Regions from separate parts of the Mus musculus genome. Here region 2 is linked to region 1. Evidence: chromatin contacts called from ENCODE Hi-C or POLR2A ChIA-PET data. All regions are on one chromosome and are shown on one strand. The core of a region is the stretch at or near the end of the contact, and the rest is flanking DNA. Distances in the headings are between cores, read along the strand shown.

Region 1 (4,538 bases), core at 564-3,063:
TGGGAGCTGGGAGGCTGTGTGTGGTGGGACAGGCCTACGATCTCAGATACTTGAGAGGCCAGTGATAGAAAGGCTGTGATCAACTCAAGGCACTCCCGGGGAGCTTATTGAGAAGTTAAGAGAAAGGAAACAAAGAAAGAAACAAAGGAGACAAAGGAGGCTGGTGATGCAGTTTAGTGGCAGTGCACTTGCCTCGCATCCCTGAGGCCCTGGATCAATGCCCAGCACTGAAACAGAGTGAAGAAGAGAATCACTGGGGAGGGGGTACCCCTCAGCTGGCAGAGTACTTGCCTAGAATGTCTGAGTCCCCATGTCTGACTCAACACTGGGGAAGCTGGGTATGGTGGTATCCACTATAATCCCAGCACTCAGTAGGCAGAGGTAGAAGAATTAGAGGTTCAAGACTATTCCCGTTACACAGGAAGGTCAAGGCTAGTCTGAGATGATGGAACACACATAAACACACACACACACACACACACACACACACACACATGTACACACATGAGCACACACACAGTATACACACATATGTATATATGTAAACATATATATATATGTTCTCATGCATAGATAAATGTACACACGTAAACACATGAGCATACACACACTATATCTATATCTATAAAATCTAGGGTTCTCATGCATACACACATGTACACGTGTACACACATGAGTACACACACAATGTGTGTATACACACACATATATCTTCTGGTGTTCTCATTGGTGTTCTCATGTGTATATATATATATATATATATATATATATATATATATATATATATATATACAAAACACACACACACACACACACACACACACACACCGGTGGGAGGCCATGGTCCTCAAAACTCAGTAGGGCAGGGGAACTCAGGTAAGGAATTTACTGGTTCCTAGCTCAGATCTGGTCTTGTGGCTGAAGGAAGCACTGACAGGAGGGGTTGGGGAGGGGGCTCCAAGGTCAGGCCAGGAAAGAACAGAGTGGAGCAAGCTCTAAGTGATCGCAAGTACAAGGATGAGTGTAGATACCTATGAGGGCCCGGAGGACAGCATGGGAGTGAGTTTGTAGAGGGGCCATGGTGGTGCATCCCTGCAATCCCAGCATGCATTAGGCGAGGTAGAAGAGTCTTGAGGGCAGCCTGAGCTACAAGGCAGCATCCTGTCTCAGAAAGCTAACCCCTCAAAAACCACAAACAAAACTCCGCCCAAACAAAACAATACAAACCCCACAGAAACAAAACTCCACACAAGTATGTTGAAAACAAACTACCAGCAAGACAGAATCAAGGGAGCCTATGAATAACAGCCCAGCCATAGATAAAGCCCTGGGGGAAAGAGGCTGAGAAGGTTCCATGGGGCACACCAACAGATGCAGGAGCGTGTCCTGAGGTTGGGAAGTTCTGGGCTTGTGCATGCCCTGCGCGTGTTTCAGGTGTGTTAGCCGGTGGACATAACTGTACCAGGTGTATCAGCTGCAGGGCACACAAGCGCAGAATGAGCCAAACTCCCTCCCACTTGCTAAAGTCATCGTAGATTTCCCTTACTTATCCACCTACCCGCCCACCCATCTACCCTGGGCTGCTGGAGAACAGGGAGCCAAAGTCCTGCCTCCAGACTAGGAGAACCGCAAGGCAAGCTGGGTTAGACTAGGGTCCACACTTTAGTATGCACGGCCCTCACGATCTCTAAAAAGCACCGGGACTTACAGGGGGAAGTGGCTGGTTGGACACTTGCCACTTCTATCAGCAACTCCAGCCCTTCCCCACCCCCATCCCTGGGCTCTGGAGACGCCGTACCGCCCGCCGCCCCTCGGGGGCGCTGCTGGGCGGGGAGCTTGCTCGGCCGCCTGCCTCGCCTTGGGCTCAGCATTCACTCTAGCGAGCGAGCGGCGTGTACAGCCGGCTCCCTGGGCTCCTGGAGTCCCGCTTGCTCCAAGCGCACTCCAGCAGTCTCTTTCTGCTCTTGCCCGGCTCGACGGCGACATGGGTGTCCCCGCGGTCCCAGAGGCCAGCAGCCCGCGCTGGGGAACCCTGCTCCTTGCTATTTTCCTGGCTGCATCCAGAGGTAAGATCAACAGGCGGTGGGGTGCTAGCGAGAGCTCTAGGGAGTACAGCCCGGTAGTGTAGGGGGCAGGATGGGAGTGCCCTGAATCCCCTCAGCCTGCGGTAACCTTCACCTTACCGCTGCTCCGCTGGGACAGCCCAGCAGGGTGCAGTGGTGTCTCCATCCTTCATCAGGCACATCTTTAATTGCTAACAGCTGCCAAAACAGCAGGCACGGGTGTCCCTTGGGGACTGCCTGCCAGACACTTCCCTGACCCGAGAGTCCAGAGCAGGGGCCATGAAGAACTTCTGCAAGGCAGGAGATGGGCCGGAGGAGAATCACCCCGTCCTATGGCGGTTGCTGAGTGCATTTTGACACCTGGGGCATCTCCCTGACTTCTGGCAACAGAGTCTAAGAGGACTTAGGGGGTGTGGTGCTGTGACCCTGGTATTCTATCCCCCTTGACACTTGTGTGTGAGTCTTGATGGACACTCCCGAATCTGAGCATGCTTGTCACCTGCTCTGTACTGAAAGTCTAAGGACCCGTTTGAGTGATCAGTGGGCTTCTGTCATTTAACCTTATTACAGCTGAGGAGTTGATTTGGATGAGTAAGAAAGACACGAGGGACACTCCCCTGAGCCCAGCAACCAGCTTGGATAACTCCTCGGCAGGGACACAGAAGCCCCACACAGGGAGATGTCACTTCCAAAGTCCAGACTCACAATCTGTACATTGTTCCGGGACACAGGGGCTCCCTAGAGCCCAATCTTTGTTTATTCGGTGAAGATCTCAAAGAAAAAGGGGAGGATACCCTGATAGTTGCCCAAACAGTAGACAGGTGGGTCCCCTGAGATGGCCTGCCTGATACTTCCCTGCTCAGAACCCAGGGCACGGGTGGCTTCTGCAAGGCAGGGGAGAGGAAGGGTCCAGAGGGAGTCACCATTGTCAGGACAGAGATGGAATGCTCAGCTCCGCAGAGGGAGCCAATAGCTGCATCAGAAAAGAAGGAAGAGGGGTTAAGGGGTTGAAAGGGAGGAGAGACAGGGAACTAACTCTTTATCAATACTGGGAGGCTGGCCTGGACTTCTGATAAGAAAGAAGGCACCCACACCCTATAGACAGAAGACTGAAGCCCTGGCCTGCCTTTCCTCACCACAGGAGAGAGCCTGTGGCAGGGATGGGGTGGCGATACAGGCGGGGGATGTTTCACTCCCAACCCCAAGGCTCATCAGGGGCATAGCTTCTAAGAACGGAGGACAGTGGCAGGCAGGAAGGCCAGTATGGCATCTACCTCAGGCTACTATCCTCCTCCCGGGTGACTCCACTAGGCCCCTTTCCTTGCCTCTTCCCTACCCTAACTAGAATGGGAAGCTTTCTGGTCAGCAGCCTCAATTTGGGAAACTAAGTCCTAGAGCTTCAGGGCAGAGGGTCAGCAGCTTGCAGAACTTCCAGCAGCAGCAGAGAGGTTCTGGGGGGAGCTGGGCTCCCTCACCCCCCAAGAGATTTCGCAGCCTACTGCATTTGCTGACTCCAGCTGATTGGTGAGCTGAAGGCCGCCTCCCTTCAGCTCCCAGGGAGGTAATCAGGGATCTAGGAGGCTTTCAGGAAAGAAACAAGAGGAAACTTTTAGCCTGGAGCTGCTCTGACCTCAACATTGGCTATACTTTAAGTCATAACTCATATACTTTAAGTCTTCCTTCTCTTTCCTGTAGCAGACCTGGTCAGGAGGCCTGGGGGCTGAATCCCCCCCCCCCCCCATCAGCATTGGGGCTGGGTTACCTTGAAAAGAATTGTGTTTGGGGCAGGGTGAGACGGGGAGGGGGTATCTGGGGGGACTTCAAACAGTCAGAGCTTAGGAGGCACTTGGAGTACATGGAAGACACTCCTTTCCTGGCCTGACAGGGACTGATGGGGGGCGGGGCAGGGGTTACCTTTGGAACCAGGTGCCCCAGACCCCAAGGGGTACAGAACCTCTTCCCCACAAGTGTCCCTAAGATTTGAGGAAGTTACTACCCTGCCTGTCCTTAGTCTGACCCAGGAGGCCCATTCACATGGGAGCACTGGTGTTCCAGAGAGGGGCAGCTGTCTTCCCCTTCATGGTAAACAAGCCTGCAAGGCCCTATTGAGTAAACTCCGTGCTGAAAGCCTCTGCTCCGGTAGTGGTCAGCGCTTAGGAAATCCTTAAGCCCCACCCAGCAGCCTGAGGGTAGAGCTGGCTGTCTTGGGATGCCCAGGGGCCAGAAACATGAAGGAGGGCGGAGCTGGGAGGCTGCAAGGCTGCTGTGGATCTAGGGAAGAGGAACCACAGAAAAGCTAAAGGAGTCACCTCTGTAAGTTCAGGATACGGGATCGTAGGTCTAAGCAGGAAAAACAGAGGATTCACAGGGCCCATGTGGACTATTGGTACTGACTGAGCCTGCTGTATTAAACTTGAGGTCCTAGGCTCAAAAGCAACTGTTGCCCAGGACCAGTGGCCTTGCCAGAAGTTAGCA
Region 2 (4,538 bases), core at 810-3,309, 43 kb after region 1:
GAACAGCCTCCATAGGCTTTGTATATTTGAATACTTAGTCCCCAGTTGGTGGAACTGTTTGGGAAGGATTAGGAGGTATGGCCTTGTTGGAGGTATGTTACTGGGGGGGGGGGGGTTCTAGTGTGTTCTTTCTCTCTCTCTCTCTCTCTTTCTCTGATCAGCTTCTGCTCTAGTGCCATGCCTGCCTACTGCCAGACTCCCAATTATGATGTTCAAAGATTCTAGCCTCTTGGAATCATTAGCCTTTAGATGAAATGCTTGCTTTTATAAGTTGTCATGGTCATGGCATTTTGCCTCATCAGTAGAAAACTAATTCCACCCAAAGACCAAAATACATTTATTTAGGAGAGACTCAACAAAAAACCATGATGGTAACAAGAACAGAAGTGGTTGTGCTTTGGACCCTGTGACCCTCACACAACAGCCCTTTAAAGACTGCCACTGCACCATAGCAGACAACTGGGTGGGGCACTGATCCCCGACTCCTTCCAGGGCTCCCAATGAAACAGAGGGTAATCCCCCAACCCACAGGGTTTCCTGGTCACCCTCTATCACTTTCCTGGGGAACCTTATTAATGACTTTCATGACAATCCTTGCCCTGGAATTGCTTTCTGGGGACCCTACTAGAATTGTGTGATTGTGTGTGTGTGTGTGTGTGTGTGTGTGTGTGTGTGTGTGTGTGTGTGTGTGTGATGTTCCCATTGCTTTTCTCCATCTTTGAAACTTCCCTTTAAAGAACATGTGTCAGATGTAGAAAAATGCTACGGTTCAAAGGGTTTTTATGGAGAGCTGTGTCTGCAAACAAGGAGAGCCCCTCTTTTCTCCCCATATATGGGAATACCCAGAGAGTTTGCTGTAGACCTGAATCTTGTTGCCTGGAAGACCAGAATGGAGGGAAAAGACACACAAGCTACCAGAAACCCCAGGCTCTGCCTCCTTTAAGAGACTGGGAAAAGAGTCTCAGAAAAGAGAAGTAATTTTCCCCAAGATCTCACAGGGACAAGGAGGGCTGGTGTCTCCTGGCTCCCTATCTATCCATGCTTAGGCTTCGTGCTGGGGATGAGCTGGCCCCAGTATAAGACATCCTTCTGGCTCCCTAGAGCCAGGGAAGCATTACCATGAAGCAGGATGGAGAAGGGAGGAAGTGGGGTGGGGTAGCTCAGTGTGCACAGCACAGGTCACAGCTGTCAGTGGCAAGGACAGGACAGAAAGGGGAAGGAGGGCAAGACAGCCTCAGAGAACCTGCCTTTGGCACTTTGCCTATATCCATAGCTGTCTCTGGGGTTACACACACATGCGCATGTGCTCACACACACACACACACACACACACACACACACACACTACATACACACCTACATAGACCACATACCATGCACACACATATGTAGCTGCCTCTGGGGTTATCCTAACACACACACACACACACACACACACACACACACACATATACACACACACATATACACACACACCACACAAACACCTCCCATATAAACACCACACACATTTACACACACATACCACACATGAACCACATATAGAACCTCTCACCACATACCACATACCACAGACACACTAGACACACACACATACCATGCACATATACACACATACACCATACACACTACAGACACACACAAACACACCACATATACATATACACACACAACACACAAATACTACCATATACCACACATATACATATAACACACACAAACACCCCCATATGCACACCACACACACATACCACACATACTACATATACAACCCCCCTACCACACACCACAGACACATTAGACACACACACACATACCACACACACACACACAACCCTCTAGGTTATCAGGGAATTTACTGGATGACTAAGGGTGGGAAGAGTGGCAAAGCCAGGGGAGAAGATGGATGTGGTGGCCAGGGAGGCTCACAGAGAGCTCACCACTCCACTGCCCTGAGGTTCCACAGCCCTGTCACGCCAGCACCTTTCAGGTCCGGACATCGAGAATCTACTATGCAAACGACAGGGTCCACCTCAGTCTGCAGCTGTAGTGGGAGCCTTCTAAATTTGGCTTCACCCACAGTTTGTTGCAGAAGATCCTGGGTGTGGTGACTGTGAGGGGAATTGGCATGGGTGAATTTCGGGAACTCTGTGTAAACAGATATTAACTATCCATCTTTTAAAACGGCAAGCCTTCCCTTTCCGGAGTTTGCTTGTTCTAATGACCTTGCCTTCTGGGGGACATCGGGGAAGAAGCTGTCAGTCTGATAGTGTAAGAGGAACGGGAGAGGGGCGGAGTGTAGCTTGCCACAATGTGGCCAGGCTTTCAACACTTCTGGCTGCTTTCGGCAGTAGAGAGAGGAGGAAAGATGGTGTGGTTTGTGAACCTGAGAGACACAGCTGAACAGGAAGTACAGGCCAGCTGAACTCTTGCTGAACAGGAGGATGCTGCCAGGTGCCTCAGAGCCAGAATGCCTTCTGTCCCGAGTGTCTGCACAGGGCTGCCCGACCCTCCAACAGGGATAAGAGGGCAGTTGCGTGTATACACTGTGCATGTGGGCATGTACACACAGAGATGCCCAGCATCCAGAAGGAAGGTTTCCCTCCTTACTTCCTGGACTTCATGGGGACTGTTGCTAGCTGTTAAAGTAGAAATTGCAGCTTACTGGGCAAAACTAGCATCCTCACATTGCTATCAGAAAGCGCCCCAGCTCTCCTGACTCTCTTAGGAGAACAGATGCTCTAAACTGCAGGGGCCATCGAATCTCCATGCCAGGGGACAACACCTGAATTCTTAAAGTTACTCTTTGGGTATGTAGTGCTTGTCAGGGTGCCAAGAACCCTCCTTGGGCATGGTGGTCCAGGAATCATATAGTGTAGAGGTAAGAGAATAGTCTGGACCACCTGCCTGGGGTGAAGCCTGGCTCTACCCATACCATAATGGGACCCTTATCAAGTTGGTTGATTCCTCTCTGCCTCAGTCTCCTCATCTGTAGAATGGGGGTAACGCAGGGCCTTCCTCAGAATTGGGTCAAATTTCTTTTTCCTCAGGGTCTTGAGGGCAGGAGCATATAAAAGGGGCCCAAGGCTGTGACTGGGGTGCCTCACCTTAAGGTTGTACACAGTCTGCCTTTGATCTGTTTTACACCCTGGGATGTTGCAAAGAACTCGGTTTAACAACAAGGTTGGTGGCTAAAAATGGCACATAGCAGAGTGATCGGGCTCTTGAGAAACAGGTGGGTGGGGGAGGGGAGGGGAGGGGACACAGAGAGGGCTGTGGTTAGGATGCCTGAAGTCCAGGGGTCCAGCCTGAACCTCACTGATACCAGCCATTCTTGTGACCAGATGTGAGTTTACTGAGGGGAAAGACACAGGCAGGCCCCACGGTGCTCATTAGCATGTGAATAAGAGCCTGTCACAATGGGAAGCTACTGTGGCGACTTCCTGGTACATACCCAGAAAACTGTATCTCTGTCAACGTGTCCTCTAAGGGTCCAAGGGACTTGATCCCTCTGCTGTATCCACTTGGACAGGTATTCATTCTCTTCTTAAGGGATGGGGGAGGGGGGTAGCTTGTCGGGAGCCAACTTTCTCTCCCATCTTCTCTGAGAGCAAGGAGCTAGAAACTCAGAGCTGGCCCAGCTCTGACAGATCTGCCTGGGGCCCAGAGTTTGGTTGGAGACATCCATCTTTAACAAGAGGGGAAGCATCCCGGAGGGAGGGACTTGAGCAACAGCTGACCAGCTATCTCCTGCTCAATGTTTCCAGTCCCAGCAAACAGCGGGTTGCTCTGGGCTGATGGGTTCCACTGACTCAGCCACACTCAGGCCTGGGTACGTGTCCCTGTCTGATGAACTCCCACCTTCCTCCATGACAGGAACCTCTGGGTTCTGACTCACTTCCTATGGCTTTAGGGGAAGGGGCCTATGGGCTGCTACATGTGTATGGAGGGTGAGGCGGGGTGAACATTAAACAACATAGACAGGAGGCAGACCTCTGTGTGTGACCATTAGAGAAGGTCTCAAGTCTTGCTCAAGAGGCCAAGTTACTTCTCTGTAACTCTATTTCTTCATCTGCAAAGCAATATTGCTACCTGCTCCTCTAAGCTTATGTCTAGGAGGGCTCTCAGTTCGTTGTGGAGAACTGGGTGTCTATAAGGAATGGATCAGTGACAATTCCTCTTTCCTCCCTTAGAACAGACATGAGTATCGTGGATCCCCTTCCTCAAGAAACCATGGCACAGAGTGAAAGGACAAATCCAAAATCCCTGGCTGGTCTAGGCCTTTAGTCTCTTCACCAAATTCCTTGCCCTGCATGCCAGTCAGTAGTGAAACCTGCCCCACCAGGCCCCAGTTTGTGTTCTCACCCTGACAGAGCTCCGCATGGGCCCCAGGTCATGGTTGTAGGCTTCTACCATCAGTACGTGGGACGAGTTCCGTTCCCTGTCCAGGGGCCTTGGCCCTCGCATCAGGAGCCCGCTGCCTACGTGGATCCGGAAGTTGTTGCCATGGTTACCTGTGGAGCAGCACATGAGATGCA

What was found. A loop is a pair of places that touch in the nucleus more often than their neighbours do. ChIA-PET counts read pairs that join two places held with the same protein, here RNA polymerase II (POLR2A).
Region 2: a loop to region 1 is called in a map of heart, with 1.9 times the contacts of the local background. The contact joins the enhancer-like site here to the promoter of Vsir in region 1. A Hi-C loop is called at or near these places in 21 of 37 maps with a recorded cell type or tissue (CH12.LX, Patski, T-helper 1 cell and 7 more). POLR2A ChIA-PET finds 5 or more read pairs at or near these places in 1 of 5 experiments (Patski).

Annotation. Positions count from the first base shown.
Region 1 is chr10:60,345,038-60,349,575 of GRCm38, forward strand. Vsir (V-set immunoregulatory receptor) reads left to right here and starts at 1,814. Exons shown (of 7, transcript NM_028732.4): 1 at 1,814-2,066. The coding sequence starts at 1,985. The region is part of intron 39 of Cdh23 (cadherin 23 (otocadherin)); the gene reads right to left.
Region 2 is chr10:60,387,357-60,391,894 of GRCm38, forward strand. Cdh23 (cadherin 23 (otocadherin)) reads right to left here. Exons shown (of 71, transcript NM_023370.3): 31 at 4,366-4,514. It also overlaps a transcript of Vsir not described here. Among named protein-coding and RNA genes, the nearest start is that of Gm17455, 10 kb to the right of the region's middle. Within about 2 kb of position 2,060, at least 1 of the 3 ENCODE cell types and tissues checked has a DNase peak (open chromatin) inside an H3K27ac peak, as active enhancers do; it is heart, where a contact is called at or near this core.